Linked DNA regions of Homo sapiens: region 2 is linked to region 1. Evidence: read pairs that join two places in POLR2A ChIA-PET (ENCODE). Cell type or tissue: MCF 10A. All regions are shown on one strand.

Region 1 (8,000 bases):
AGGGGGCCGGCAGAGTGCAGGAAGAGAGGTGGGAGCCGCCCCCAGGCCCCAAGACAGCTGAGCGGCAAAATGAAAAATGCCACTCACTCGAGCCAGGCAACTAGCAGCGACTCTGAAGGGGAATGCATGAAAGGAGGGTCTGGTTGTCCTTACAAAGAAGATCAGGGCTCGAAAGTCATTTAGAAGGAAAGAAAAAGGTGAGAGCAACTTCTCTGTAAATGAACAGCTCAGAATTGGCCCACTCTTCCTGGAGCTTTCAACAGGATGTAAAAATGATACCCAAATATATACTTCCTCATCTCAGTGGGTCTGGATCAACACCTTCAAATGCAGGAGTCTGAGAGACCACCTGAGCCTTGGGGACCAGCAGCCCGAATCTTTGTGTCTTACACTCTGTGGGTGCTCCTTGTCTATGACATAGATGGATAAGTCGGTGGGTGGGTGGATGGATAAGTGGGTGGGTGGGTGAACAGACGGATGGATCAGCAGATGAGTGGACAGGTGGGTGGATGGACAGATGGATGGATAAGTGGGTATGTGGGTGGATAAGTGGGTGGGTGGGTGGATGGATGGATAGATTGATGAGTGGATGGGATGGGCAGATGGATGGATAAGTGGGTAGGTGGGTGGGTGGATGGATATGGGTGAGTGCGTGGGTGGGTGGGTGGATGGATGGATGGATGAGTGGATGGATGGGCAGATGGGTAGACGGGTGGGTGGGTGGGTAGATGGATGGATGGATGGATGGATAAGTGGGTGGGTGGGTGAACAGATGGATGGATGGATGGGCAGACAGGTGGATAGATGAGTGGGTGGGTGAATGGGTGGATAAATGCGTGGGTGGGTGGATGGATGGATGGATAAGTGGGTGGGTGAACAGATGGATGGATGGATGGGCAGATGGATGGGTGGGCAGATGGATGGATAGATGAGTGGGTGGATGAATGGATGGCTGGCTGGATGGATAAGTGGGTACGTAGGTGGGTGGGCAGATGGATGGATGGATGGACAGATGGATAGATAAGTGAGTGGGTGGGTGGATGGATAAGTGGGTGGGTGGATGGATGAATTGGGGGTGGATGGATGAATGGAGGGGCGGATGGACAGATGGTAAATGGGTGGGTGGATGGATGGATGGATGAATAGATGGACGGACGGATGGATGGATGGATGGACAGATGGATGGATTGATTGATGGATGGATGGATGGATGGAGAAGCGGATGGATGGATGGATGGATGGATGGATGGATGGATGGATGGATGGATGGTGGGTAGATGGATGCCGACTCAGAGAGATCCCTTTGCCCCAGTCCCTTCTGATGAAGTAAGGAGAGAAGAGAGAGAAGATGAGCCCCTGACGGCAGCCTCATACCTATCTCCCTGAGTCCCTAATACACCCTTGACAATTTCTGTACAAATGTCCTCCCTAATGGTGGGGGGTCCCAACCACCCACCATGGAGGCACCACTGACCCTATTTTGCCACTGAGAAAACCCAAGTTCAGAGAGGTAACATGACTCGACCAAGGTCTCATTGCTGTGGGAGGCTGAAGCCTGGGTCTGACTCAGAGCCCAGCTCCTAACAGTAAGGTACCTGAGAGCCACCACCTGCCCAGGGGTGGGGGCCAGCCCTGCCCCTTCTGAGCCCCCAGCAGGTGGTTCAGGGACACAGCCTCCAGCTAGACCCTGGCTCCATGGGGTCATCGCTCCACCCTTCCTCTGAGTGTCTGCCCCACTGGGAATGAAATGTTGGGATTCTAGTCTGGAAGGTTCTCCCAGCTGGAATCACATCCAGGACTCTCAGGCACTGGCACAGAGGGCAGACCTGAAAATCCTTGTGAGCTCCTCAAGGGGGTGGCTGAGAAGCCCCCAGAGATGGCATAGCTGTGAACGGGACACTGGCCAGGGCCAGGGATGTGGGGAGACTGATCGTATGTGAACCAGGGCGTCAGTGACCTGGCCGACCCCAAGAGGGAAGAGAAGAAAGGGGCAGGGGCAGGGGCCAGCCCCAAAGAAAACTGCAAGCCCTGGCTTCCTCCCTGCATGCTCGGCTCCCAGCACCCACGTCCTCCATGTTTCCATGGCTGTGCTGGGTGGGTGACTGCGAGTCTAACTTCCCCCTCTTCTCTGCCATGGTGTGGCCAGGCTAGAGGAAAAGGGCTGATGGCGTCCTCACTCCGCGCACCGTCTTTTCCCCACTGCAGTCAGCTACACTGGCCCAGCTGCCCCAACCAGCATGTGGGGGCACAGCCTCTCCTCGGCTTGAAGGGTCGGGGTCCTAGGCCCAGTTCCCGACACCTCCAGAGGAAACCCAAAGCCTGGAGCAGAGGCAGGAAGGCTGGCAGGGAAGCCCCGGGGGTCAGAGTCGCTTTGTGCACCTTGGGACCCGGGGAGAGAAGAGGCTGGAAGGGAGAAGTGGGCCCAGGTGGCCTCCTGGAGCACAGGAGGAGGCGTAAGCTGGTGGAGTATCCGGGGCAGCACGTCCTCTCCAGGCGGCCACTCCAACCATGGGGCTCTGGGAGCTTCTTGACTAAGACAGAGTCTACCGCTCAAGAAGCGGGGCAGATGGGTGGACAGAAAAGCACACAAGGGGGTGGCTCACGCCTGTAATCCTAGCACTCTGGGAGGCAGAGGCAGGCAGATCACTTGAAGCTAGAAGTTCTAGACCAGCCTGGGCAACGTGGTGAAACCCCATCTCTACTAAAAATACAAAAATTAGCCAGGTGTGGTGGTGTGCACCTGTAATCTCAGCTACTTGGGAGGCTGGGGCAGAAGAATTGCTTGAACCCAGGAGGCGGAGGTTGCAGTGAGCCAAGCTTGAGCCACTGCACTCCAGCCTGGGCGACAGAGGGAGGGGGCGGGGGGGTGGGGGAGGGAGGAAGGAAGACAGGAAAACACACAACAGCAACTGGGCTCACATGTTAGCTGAGTGCCTGCTCTGTGCTGGGCATGTGAGGGAAGCTGCAATTTAATCTGAGATCCTGAGCAAAACAGTACAGAGGCTCAGACCAGGACATTACGCCAGAGCTGGGATCAAGTCCTAAGCCTGCCACGGACGATCTCAGCCACTCCTCTCTGGGCCTCGGTTTCCCTGTGTGTGGAATAAGGAAACCGCAAGACATACAGATGGCAAAGGGCGTCCTGCCACACTCCCAGTCCCACTGTGCTCACGGTGGAGTCACTAGCTGGTCACCATGCCCCTGCTGAAGACACTGGCCTCTGCAGCTGTCTCTGCACAGTGCTCCGGGCAGACGCTGCCTGTGAAAGCAATCAGCACCCAAGACAGGAGCGGCACTGCCCTGGGAAACGCCTGGACCAATAGCCTCAGGTCCCCTGAACACTGACTGCCCACTGTTCCTAATGCCAGCACGGAAGCCCTGTGTCCCAGGGCTGGGCAAGCTGCATGAGGCAGCTGCATCAGGCGGCAGCTGCTCCCCACCAGGAAACTCTACAGGAATCAGTCGGGGGTCAGGGGCTGTTGGGGGGAATTTCCCGTCCTTCATGGAAGCAGCTTAGCAGCCATCTGGTCCAAATTCTCCAATTTTGAGATGGGAAACCTAAAACCCAGCTGGGAAGATGCAAGAGCTTCACAAGCCCACCCAGCAACTTCCAGGCAGGGCCCAGCCTAGAACGAGGGGTTCCTGTTTGGAGCCTGAGGCTCGTCTCTCCCAGACACGGCGTCCTCCAGGACAGCTAACCACCGTCTAGGCCTCCTGCCTGCCAGATCTTTCCCAGGTTTATTTCATTTTATTCCCTCAAAACCCCCCACGAGATGGTTCTGTGGCTCTCCCCTTTCTGAGGAGGAGTCACCGGGGCTGGGGCAGACAGCTGGTGCCTCTGGCAGCAGAGCCCGGCTCTCCACGCCGCCCTGCCCTGGAGGGCCGGCTATCCATCCTGGATTTGAAGCTGAGGGACAAACCACAGCCTCCAGGCATGAAAGCAAGGTTTCTGAGTGGGGGCCTGCAGCCTGCAAGGCCAGTAAACCTGTCCCAGCAAGACTGGCTGGGCAGGCTGGGCCACTCACTGTCTGCGAATGCTGCTCTCTCATTCCCAGAGACACTCCCCAGCCCCTCCTGGGCATCACTCAGCGCTGCTGTGGCTGCAGGAGCCAGGCACAGATGGCGCCTCCCTCCCCTGTCCACCAGGAAAAAGCGGGGATAAAGGTGGGTTCCAGTGTGGGAGGCATCCCAGACCCAGGCTGCAGACGAGCCGCATCAGTCCCTCTTTAATCAGAGGCAAGGCCGGAGACCATGACACAGATCTGCTGCCTAGCGCGTGAGTCACTGCCTCCAAGGTACAAGAATCCCACAGGAAGCTCAAGGTACCCGCCCAGACCTTGAGGCCAAGGTGGGGTTATGGGAACAGCACCTCAAGGGCAGGAGGGAGGGGTTCTGGCCTCCCCCACACCACCCCACTCTCTACACAGATGTCTTGCCCCCTCCAAGAACCTCCTGCGCTGCTTCTTCCTTGGACCCTTCCCTCTTCCCAGAGGTGGAGACAGTGAACCAAGGGGCTGGAACACAGGCGTCTACACAGGCAGATTCCCATGTGGGACCCTAGGATCCATCTCCCTCCCCAGCCCACAACTGCAGACTGTCCAGGCAGGAAGTGGGGCGTGGAGGCCTCATGGAGCCAGGCGCTGTGCATGGTCCGAGCTGCAAGAGGCCTTGGGGGAAACATGCGTCCAGAACCCTCACCTTACACACAGAGAAGACGGGTCTAGAAATGGGTGCGTCTCATCCAAGGCCCCATAGCCAGTCGGGGCAGAGCAGCCCCAGAAAGAACAAGGGTGGGAATGAGGACGGTCACCATAAAAACAGAATCACAGGCTCTCCCGCTGCAGACCCCAGACTGAGCGCTTCACGGGATCACCTGCGTTTCTTTCACTGCCCCCAAGCTCTGAACTCTCACCACGCTCAGGTCACGTGTGTGCAAGCCGGGGCTCAGGAGGTCACTCAGGGTGGGCTGGGAACCCGGGTTCACAGGGCCAGAGCCGAGTGCCGAACCCTCCGTGCCAAGGCCAGACCCAGTCCCCAGCCACTGCCTGGCCTGGCTTCACAGAGCCAACTGCCCCCACCACACAGCCCAGCGCCACAGCCCCGGGGAGCTATCCACAGCTGATGGGAACAGGCCACCCTTCTGCCGGCTAAGGAGCTCATCAGGCAGAGGGCAGGCCCTGAGCAGGCAGAGGGGGCCCCACAGACAAAAGGCAGGCTCTGGGCAACCCAGAATTGTAGTCAGAGAGTCTGAGCAGCTCGAAGTGAGGGCTGCCTGGAGGAGGCGCAGGCCTATGATAAAGTAGCAAAGAAACAGGCGATCCCCTTGGAGGCACAGACTGCCCGGCACTGCAGCGCACGGCAGGACTGACCCTGCCAGTCCCTTCAAAAGCTCAGCTACCAACTGCCCTGCGCCAGGACCTGCTGAGAAACACCGCAGGAACACACGCGAGGCCCCCGCTCCAGTCCCCTCTAGCACAAGAGGCTATAGAATGAATTGACGTTTGTGATGGCTAATGTGGCTAATGCTACGGCACCATCCTGCCTGGGCTAAGGGGTACCCAGAGGGCAGGTAGGACATTACCTCCGGAGTGGCTGGGCAGCATTTCCAGAGGAGACCAGCATCTGAGTCGGCAGCCGAGTATAGCAGACGCCTCCCGTGCCCTCGGGCCTCACCCAACTGCGGGGGCCCAAACAGGTCATGATGGCAGACGAAGGCCTTATTCACTCACTGCCCAGCGGGCACAGCCATCATCTCCTGCCCTCGGACATCGACGCTCGTCGTTCTCAGGCCTTTGGGCTCAGACTGGGACTCACGCCATCAGGCCCCTTGGGTCTTGGGCCTTCGGATCAGGACTGGAGCTGCACTACCAGCCTTCCTGACCTCCAGCTTCACAGCAGCTGGTTTCAGGACTTCTCAGCCCCCAGGATCGTGTGAGCCAGTCCCTGGTATTAAATCTTCCTATCTATCCATATGCTATCAGCGCTGCTGTTCTGGAGAACCCTGACTAATACAATATTGGAAAGGAGCATGCATCTCCCCTGGGATGGCCCCATTCAGGCACGCCCTGCTCCCACGCCCAGCACCACTGACCGCTGCCAGCAGAGGCGCTGTGGAGACAAGAGTGGTAGGGGGCAAGGGACGGGGTGGGTGTGGAGCAAAGACTATTCCCCTAAGGAAGGCAGGCCCCCTGGGACTGAGGGAGAGCAGCCAGTCAGCCAAGGCCAGGAGAACGTGCAGGGGCAGAGCCCACGCACAGGCCCGGAGAGCGGCCATGGCCACACAGGGGACCAAAGAGCGGAGGCCTGTCGGACACAGGGCCAAGGAGCTGGCCTCGCCTGGGGCAGTGGGAGTGCAGGGTCAGGCTGGTGTTTGAGAGATGCTTCAGGCTGCAAAGAGGATACTGGGTGGAGGGAAGGCAGGACCGCGGGAGGGGGGCGGCCCCAAGGAGTCTTCTAACCAGGCCAGGTGCACGATGGCAGGAAGGCCTGGGCAGGAGGCCACAGGGATGGACACAGCCAGAGAGGACACAGCCAGAACTGTTTAAAAGGCTGATCAAGGCTGCCTGGGTGCAGGGGTGAGGCAGGGAAGAGAGAAACCATCTCTGTCCTTTCTGCCAGGAGACACAGAAAGGGCTGGCCTGAAGAACGGGGACAATGGGGGAGGCTGGCCACCGGGGTCTGGACGCACAGTGGCCAGCTACAGAGGGGAAGGCAGGGGATGCCAGGGCTGGCGTCTGGGCAAGGCTGAGCTTAAACCCTTGGTGTGGCCTTCAGCAAGTCGCTGCCTGCCCCGAGTCTCCCTCCCCACCCACCTGGGGAAAGGGGAGGCTGAGAGGCACGTGGTTATCTGAGCCACCACCACCCCATTTCTGTTTCCCACAGAACCCCCGCCCGGCCTGCTAGACCCCCTTCTGCCACCTTCCTCTGGCCTCGGGATGCCCTGGCTGTACGAGGAGAGGCTCCCTCCGCCCTCAAACAGTTGCCAGCGCCTTTCTTCCCCAGCAGGTAACTGGCACACTCCACACTCTGCACAACGATGCCAAGATGCAGCCCACAAAGCTGGGACCCACACCCCAGACACACAGCAATCCACTGGCCAGGCGGACAAGCCCAAAATCAGCCACTGCCCACAAGCAGGGTGGGACCATCACACTGCCAGGAACCTTCTTGGAAGAGCCAGTGCTTGTGTTCTGGGTGACACGTTCGGCTCTGGGCTCAAAAGTTACCCCACTGCCTCCATGAATCCTCAACCACCCAATGAGGTCAATGTTACTATGCCCCTTGTCAAATGATGAAACTGAGGGTCAGAGTGGTCACCTGCACACATCAGCTAGATGGTCTGATGCAAGCTCTTAAAGGGAAAGCACCCAGAAGGAAAGGCCTCAGCCTCCCGACTGAGCCTCACCCCAGAACCCCCCTCTCATGGCCTGGTCATCCACTGCACGTTCCCAGTCTGCTAATGGGGACAGGTGACAGTAGCCATCACCTGGAGGGGCTGATGGGTTTCCAGTGGCTTCACTGGCCTCCCTAATTAATGGCCATTTTAATGGGAAGGGGACTAATAACTGTATCTCTAACACTACGGCAATAACTTTCCAGTGTCTACCCTTATCTCTGAAGCGATGACTTAGTAACTCGGTTATTAAGTGCAAGCGTTAACACAGGACAGGAAGGTGCGTGAATCTCCTCTGCGACGTCAACTCCACACCTGCTCCTGCTCTGAACTCCCGCAGGAGTGCCTGGAAGGGCCTGGGAAAGCACTTGGCCCCCCGACACCCCCCACTATTTCTCCCCTAGGCTGTCTGACGGTGAAGGAGGGTGTGGGGCCCACCCAGGCCCTTAGGCTCAGCAGGCGAAGTCTCTTTGCCAGTCTCAGCGTAGGGCTGAGCTCAGCACTCTCCGCCGGCCTGCGTCTCACAGATGCTCCGGGTGTACCACGGGGCAGGCACCTCTGCTGACATGTGGCAGCCAGGGGAGGCTCAGAGGCCAGGGACAGGTTG
Region 2 (8,000 bases), 71 kb after region 1:
CACCTGTAGTCCCAGCTACTCGGGAGGCTGCGGCAAGAGAATCATTTGAACTCAGGAAGCGGAGGTTGCAGTGAGCCGAGATCGCACCACTGCACTCCAGCCTGGGTGACAGAGCGAGACTCCGTCTCAAAAAAAAGAAAAAAAAAAGGTGGCTACTGAAAACCTAGATTGCTAATTTTAAGTTAAATTTTAAAGCTACATGTGGCTAGTAACTGCTAGCTTAGACAATGTGAGTCTAAAACACTCCATGATCTTTGTTTTTCACGACCTGTTAATTCTGAAGAATACAGACATGAAAGGACAAATCCTGTGTGAGTCCACTTTTTTTTGGGGGGGGGGGGGGACGGAATTTCGCCCTTGTTTCCCAGGCTGGAGTGTAATGGTGTGATCTCGGCTCACCACAACCTCTGCCTCCCAGGTTCAAGCGAATTCTCCTGCCTGAGCCTCCCGAGTAGCTGGGATTACAGGCACGCACCACCATGCCCAGCTAATTTTTGTATTTTTAGTAGAGACGGGGTTTCTCCACGTTGGTCAGGCTGGTCTCCAACTCTTGACCTCAGGTGATCTGCCTGCCTCAGCCTCCCAAAGTGCTGGGATTACAGGCGTGAGCCACCACGCCAGGCCGTGATTCCACTTTCATGAGGCCCCTGGAGTCGTCAGATCCACAGAGAGAAAGGAGAATAGTGGGCGCCCTCGAAGGGCTGAGCGATGGGGTGGTTTCGTGGGGAACAGAGCTCTTGCTTGGGAAGACCAGAGAGTTCTGTGGATGGTGGTGATGGTGCTTGCCAACAAAGTGAATGTGCTTGACCCTACTGGACGGTGCTCTAGAGGAAAACCGGAGAAGACACTGAGTTTTACGTTATGTGTATTTTACCACAATACAAAGATTAATTAGAAGAGACACAGAGAGACATGGAGACACAGACCCACGAGGAGTGCATGTGAGATGGGCCCCTTTCCTTAGCAACTGGGAGTGACACAGCTGTGGGCCAGCCACTCCAAGGGTGGCCACCGTTGCCAGAAGCGGGAGAGGGCGTGGGACGGGCTCTCCTCCGTGGCCCCACGAAGGAGCTGTTGCTGCCACACACAATTGATTCAGGCTGCTGGCCTGCAGCCCTGGGAACAATAAGGTTCTGCTGCTTAAAGCCACCACGGTCGATGGTGCTTGGTTAGGACAGCCCCAGACACTGGAGCTGGGAGCAGGCCTGAGCCGGGGCAGGGGCTACGCCCTCTCGCTCATCTGCGCGGCTGCATGTGCTGCAGCTTCCAGCCTGGCGTGACTATTTTTTGAATATGGCTTGTCTGTAATTTCCACTAAGCATTTATTTTCATTCTTCCTCAGCCTCCCAAGTTTAGAGTTAATTACACAGATCCCAACCATAATCACAGCCGGCCAGGCCCAGGCTTCCTTTCGGGCACAGGATGGGCCCAGCGCACCCCTTTCCCATGGGCCCAGCAACTGCTGTGCCTGGCCCGGCCCCACCCGTGGCCACTCTGGCCACCCTAACCTTTAAGAAGTCCTCCTGGTGCAGCTCTGGGCCCAACCCAGGGTGGTCTCTGCAAAACTGAGCCACACAGGCTGATGCAGATGGCAGGGACAGGGACTGCACGGACGGGGATGGCAGAGACCGGGACAAAGCCTGGGGGCCACGTCAGGCTCCACCTCGAGGGAGGCCACACACGGCCCGGCCTCCCTTCAGGGAGCATTTCCTGTGCTTTCTACAGTTCATCCCATTTTCCACAAAGGGAAACTGAGGCACAGAGAGTTAAGGACGTGGGCACCTGACCAGAGGGCGGCAGCGCCAAGAATGAAGCCATGTCGACATCGGCCAGGGCAAAGGCCCTCTGAGAGGACGGGCGTGTGGGCAGGCACCAGGTCCCTCCTGCCATCCCTGTACCCCTTTCCTCAGTGGCCTGGTTTGCAAGGTCTGTGGTCGCTCTGGAGCCAATCAGAGCCTCAAGGTCCAGGTTCTAGACAGAGACCCTGACGGTTGGCAGGGACCGGACCCAAGGCTGAGGTTGCTGCAGGTGCATCATGGCCACAGGGGCCCACTGAGGACACAGGCCGAGGGACAGTGGCAAAGGGAGGCCCAGATGGTGGTCAGCGCCAGGTGAAAAGTCCCCTGTCCACGCCCAAGCTATGAAGGCTGGCTTCAGCTGTCACCTGTGGCTGCAGGAGCAAGCGGCATTCTTCTCTCTCATTGATCCAACCTGGCCTTCGGGACCCCCCACAAAGGCAGCCACTGCTTCCCCCAGCATCCTGGACTTTAAGTCCAGCTGAGTGGCCACAGCAAGGGTCTGTCCCCAGAAAACAAGCCCTGTGACAAGGGTCCCAGGGCTGAGTGCCCTCTCCCCCAGGCTGGCGGCTATGGGGTCCCCACTGTGTTTGTTTAGGGCACTCTGAGGGGGCATGGGCTACCCCACCTCCTGCTCCCCACAGCCCCAGACTGCAGGGAGGGCTCCCGCCCCTGGGCCCCAAGAATCCCTTGTCCAGGCTCTGGCGCTGCAATGAGAGGCAGCGTGTAGTGTGCCCTGGAAACGTCAGCCCCTTTCTCTCCGGCCCATTCATCGGCAGCCGCAGATCTAATCAGGCTGAAATCGGATTAGTGTGGTGACACAGGCTCCATGCCCAGTCGCCCACCTCCCCAGGTTCAGCTGCACTGTCCTTCAGCTCTTGCAAGGCGCCAGGGCGGGGTGTCACAGACAGGAGAGGCGGCGCAGGGCCGGAGAGCCAAGACCCCAGAGCCAGGAGCCCAGGTCTGAGCCACAGGTGAGGCCCGAGGGCATCCTGGATGGCAAGCTTCACCGGCCAAGCTCACATGCTCACAGGACAGTCACGTCTCTTTAGGGTCTCTGAAACAATCTATTGTGATGGGGACACAATGGCAGGGACAGGCCTCTCTGCCCTGCAGAACCCACGGCAGCCCACCGAGAGCAGGGGCGCCCTTCAGCCTATGTGGGCCCTTCCACTGCCCCTTACTGGCAACGGGTCACCGGCAGTGCTGGAGTGGGAAACAGGACAGGCCTGCCTCGCCCTCCAGAGCTGGCATCTAGCCGGCATGACCTGAGAGGGGTACAAAAGGGGAAACTAAGCCGGGGGAGGCAAATCCACTTGCCTGAGTCACATAGCCAGCAGGCCTCAGCTGGGGAGCTGCAGTTTGAACACAGGTGGCTTGGCCATCGACCCCTGGGCAATGGTGATGGAGTAATAGCAGAGCCTGACAATGACCACAGGCAGGGAGGATGCTGACGTGCACAACAGCCAACTCACTCACCACCTGCAGAGCCTGTGAGGTGTGCACTGGCCCACTGCACAGACAGACAACCAAGCTCCAAGCAGTGAGCTCATGGGTAGGCCCAGGATTCAGGGGCAAATGGAGTGGCCGGGATGCAAAAGGGCAGCAGGCCCCCGCCTAAGGGGATGCAAGAAAGTCCTGTCTCGCCAAGGACGGCAGCACAAGGCCTGCGTCGTCAAGGCAGGTGCCACACTGTCTCAGGGGCTGACTCCTGGGCCCCAGCTGGACCATGCAGGAGGAGCGTGGGGCCGGGCTGACCTTTATGGGAGGTGACCCTCGCTGCTCCCTCCTCCCAGGAGAGCTCGGGCAAGTCTCCTCATGTGCACAGTGAGGCTCTGGCACAGAGCTCCAGGCCCTTCCGGCCAAGACTGGCTACGCGTCTCGGTGCGCTGACTCACAGTGATTATAGGCGCTCCACGGCCGCCAGGTTTTCCAGAAGGCCAGGCACTGGGCTAAGAGCTCCCTTGAGTCACTGCAGCAATTCCTAATTTACAGATGAGGAAACTGAGGTTTCAGGAGGTCAGCTGGCCTGCCCAAGGTCACTAGCAAGGATGTAACTGAGCTAACAATGGATCTGGGATGGTTTGACCCCCAAGGCCAGACTGCTGGCCTCTAAGCTATCCTGTCTATGGGTTTCTGGGCAGGGAAATCCCATTATTTTTTCTTTTTTAAAATGACAACAGTACTTTGACAAAAACTCAGTCTGTTCAGAGGAGATGGGGAGGCACTGAGTGTAGGAGCCCGGCCTTTGGGCTTGAGGGGCAGGCCCCACCCACAGAAACCAAGGCTTAGGAATGGGGCCAGAGAGGAGGGGGCTGACCTGATTGATCGGCACATAATAACTAACTAGCACGCATGCGCCATTTCACAGCCCACTAGCACTTTCACATCCACATTTGCTCCGTCAGATGTGGAAATGGAGGCCCCAGAAGGCAGGTGACCCGCGATCTGAACCCAGGCCCGGTTCCTCTCAGGATGCCCCCAGCCTCTGGCAGGCCCATGCCCGGGAAAGTCCCTTTGGCTGCCCCACCAGGAAGGTCAGGGGCCCGGGTGTCCTCAGTCCCAGGAGTGGCACTCAGCTGGGGGTGGGGTCCTGCAGGGAAAGCCCCAAGCTGGGGTCTCCAGATCGCCTGGCCCAACCTTCCCCATCCATGTAGATCGTCACCAACAGGCAGGGCTCCTCCCAGGTCTCTGGCTGGCATCCCTGAACCACCGACTCCTGTCCTGCACAGTCCTACCTCCCCCTGGCCTCTTGCACACAACCACATTCCAGTGCAGACCCCACAGCAGGTGCTCCAGGTGGGGACAACCCAGGCCTGCTCCCACTCAACAGCCACACAGCTTCTCTGTACCTCAGTTTCTCAATCTGTAAAATGGGCAAGGAGAACCCTGCCCTCTGACTCCCACGATGCTGGGACTCTCACTCAAAGAGACTGTACTGAGGCCATCTCACTGGGGAAGTCCAGAAGTCCCCTGAGACATTGGTCACTGGGAGAGCTGGCAGGGGGGTTGGGGTGCCACAGTTAGCTGGAGCTGAGGAGCAGCCACAGTGCACGAGAACCTGGGCCCTTCATCACCATGGTCCCACCCTGGAGCTGTTAGCCCGCCACCCCGCTGGCCTTTAGTTCGCAGCAGAGCTCCTCAAGGCAGCTGCCAGGGACTGGGGGAGGGACACAGGCCGACAAGGGACTTCTGGGGCCTGGCCTCAGGCTCTCTGCTCATGGCCAGAGCAGCCCAGCAACTGGGAGGTGAAGACCCCCACCCCATGTGCTCCTTGCTGCAAAAGGGAACCTGGGCACCACAGCCCTGAAAGCAACAGGGCACCACAGCTTCTGGGCCTCAGGAGAACAGGCACTCTCTTTTCAAGCCTCTGGGTCTTTCTGAGCAAGCTGGGGGTCTCCATGTGCAGCCTCCACGCCCTGCGGCAAAGGCTCCAGGAAGTACCCACAGACATAGATAGACATAGTGCGTTTTCTTGAAATACTTCAACAAGTGTCACTAACACTGCGCTTAGCAGAGACCGATTGCACGCCTGGCTGCTCTGCTTCCAGCTGGAGTGGTGCTGACTCCCTGGGGCCACAATGCTGCGTCGTGCTGATCAGAAGCTCTGACTGGCAGCTGAGGATGTCTTTGATCAATAAAAAAATGGGAAAACAAATTAATTTCCTGTTTTATTTATGCCATGCTCATTCCAAAAACCACTTAAAATAGCTTGATTACTATTCAACAGATGCAGCTTGATGGAATGGATCAAATTTGGGGCCCATCAGGTAGATAAACAGGTGACCCTGGGTGACAGGCTGGCCAGGTGCTCACGGAGACAGGAGCTGACGCCGTTTGCTCCCTCTGGGTCCCAAATGCCCTGGACAATGCCTAGCCCATCACACGGGCTCAGTATCTGGTAGACGAACAAATGAACCAATGAATTAATGAATGAACAAATGAATGAATGTCTAGGAAGCACTCTTAGGTGTCCTCTGACTGCTGACACCTCTCAAAGGGCCCTGCTTTCTCCTCAAGCAGCAGAGAGTCCACGATGCCTTCCAAGACGTCAGGGGCCCCCAAGGACAGCCACTGCTGCTTAGGTGGCAACCTCGCTTCCAGAAGCATCTCTTCCGAAAACAAGCAAGCAGGTGAAAGGTAGGGTCTGGCCTCGACCCCTTATTCCTGCACACATCAATGTCACCTGCACAACTCTACACACCACCCCACCAGGGACCCATTAGCTGGTCAGATCCAATAACCACTCTAGCAGGGGGCGGGGGTGGTCCCTTATCACCCATTTTACAGATGAGGAGACCGAGACTCAGGGAGGCCCGTATCTGCTTTAAAACTGGTCTGTCGTTGGGCGCGGTGGCTGACGCCTATAATCCTGGCCCTTTGGGAGGCCAAGGCGGGTGGATCACCTGAGGTCAGGAGTTTGAGACTATCCTGACCAACATGGTGAAACCTCGTCTCTACTAAAAATACAAAATTAGCCAGGCGTGGTGGCGCATGCCTGTAATCCCAGCTACTCAGGAGGCTGAGGCAGAAGAATCGATTGAACTCGGGAGGTGGAGGTTGCAGTGAGCCGAGATCATGCCATTGCACTCCAGCCTGGGCAACAAGAGCAAAACTCCGTCTCAAAAAAAAAAAAACAAACTGGTCTAACTTGACAGTCATCATGAACACTGAGAGGCTTCCCAGGCCATCACCAGGGCCCCCGCGCTATGGCCTTTGTGAGTGTGTGTGTGAGACAGAGTCTCACTGCATCAACGAGGCTGGAGTGCAGTGGCGTGATCTCGGCTCACTGCAACCTTCACCTCCCAGGTTCAAGCGATTCTCCCGCCTCAGCCTCCCGAGCAGCTGGGACTACAGGCCTGTGCCACCAATGACGAGCTAATTTTTGTATTTTTAGTAGAGACAGGCTTTCCCCACGTTGGCCAGGCTCGTCTCAAACTCCTGGCCTCAAGTGATCCACCTGCCTCGGCCTCCCAAAGTGCTGGGATTACAGGTGTGAGCCACTATGCTCAGACCGCACTGAGCCCTTAAAGAGAGGCTGCAGTGCGGGGCTCCCAAGGCAGATGTCCGAGGCCACTCCAGCTCATTCACTGCTCCAGGCAGGGAAAGCACAGCTCAGCCAGGGATTGATTGAGGAGTGTCACGAGTTGATTTTGTCTGGACAATTGAACTTCCTTCGCTCGGGCCCATTTCCTCAGCTCCGCACGCACCAGGACCAAGGCGTCAGGCCAGCAGGCTGAGTAATGAACCTGACCCGCCTTTGCGCATGGCCTCGCATGAGTGTCCCCCTTCGCCCAGCTGGGGTGCGGAGCTGCTCTACCTGCTGTGATCTGGAGGAGTGGGGTGGTGTTTTCTTCGTGCATATCAAGGTCTTCGGGGGCCAGCCTTGCCCCCAGGTCAGGGGCAGGCGACTGGCAGAGAGAGGGGCAGGCCAGATCAGCAGGGCAGGCGGCCCGCGTGCCCTCAGGAGTGGAGCTCCCCCCACCAAGAGCAAGCAGCTTGAGCCATGGCTGCTACATTTGTCCACAGGAATGACAGAAAGGGCTGCAACAACAGCGTGTCTCGTTTCACTATTCTGTAAAGGTTTCCAGCATTCTCAGTCTCACTAACACTCGATGTGCTAAAACAACGTCCGGTGGCTCTTCCACTTTCTCCCATAACAAACAGCGCCCGCTGAGTCCGTGCCTGGCGCAGCACGAAGCCCTTGACGTTCCTCTCTGCTTCATCCTGCTAACGAGCTGTCACGTATCCCTGGTCTACAGGTGGAGAAACGGCTCAGGGACCACCCTGCTCATCAGGGTAGTGAGGGGAAGACCCAGGTCTAATCCAGGTGGTCTGGTCCTGTCCCCATGGGAGCCCCACGGCATAGGCAAGAGGCAGCCTAATCTGCGGACAACCTGGGAGGAGGGAGGGTCCCGGCTGGCTTGCGTGAAGGCAGAGCTAGCTGCACACAGGCTCTGTCGGTGGGTGCCTCTCCATCCCTCTGACACCAGCACTCCTGGGGAGAAACATGCTCCTCCCTTACGCTGGGCCCTCCTGCTTCCCAGGGCACCTCCCAGGATGACTACCAAAACGCGACTCACAACGCACTACACCACCTCGGCACTGGTAGAGGAAGCCCTCCAAGTCAGACCCACAGAGGCAAGTCCCTGCCCTTAGCAAGCTTCCGGACCCCTGTCTCTGCACACTTCCCCTCCTTCCCCG

Evidence for each region. ChIA-PET counts read pairs that join two places held together with the same protein. Peaks named below come from ENCODE experiments on the same cell type or tissue, not always from the same donor. Only the 100,000 strongest peaks of a DNase experiment are listed, where the experiment ranks them.
Region 2: POLR2A ChIA-PET joins it to region 1 with 12 read pairs; 3 of 35 experiments call an interaction of 5 or more read pairs at or near these places.

What each region holds. Positions count from the first base shown.
Region 1 is chr9:133,870,248-133,878,247 of GRCh38, forward strand. All of the region lies in intron 2 of VAV2 (vav guanine nucleotide exchange factor 2), which reads right to left. Among named protein-coding and RNA genes, the nearest start is that of VAV2, 120 kb to the right of the region's middle. RefSeq lists enhancers at 1,703-2,203, 2,204-2,704, 3,701-4,900, 5,686-6,421, 6,422-7,155. In MCF 10A, a CTCF peak has its summit at 6,096; a DNase peak (open chromatin) is centred at 4,264.
Region 2 is chr9:133,941,280-133,949,279 of GRCh38, forward strand. The region is part of intron 1 of VAV2 (vav guanine nucleotide exchange factor 2); the gene reads right to left. Among named protein-coding and RNA genes, the nearest start is that of VAV2, 47 kb to the right of the region's middle. RefSeq lists enhancers at 3,058-3,911, 3,951-4,000, 4,661-4,770, 7,112-7,621, 7,622-8,000. In MCF 10A, no CTCF peak of the experiment used is centred here; DNase peaks (open chromatin) are centred at 3,242 and 3,672.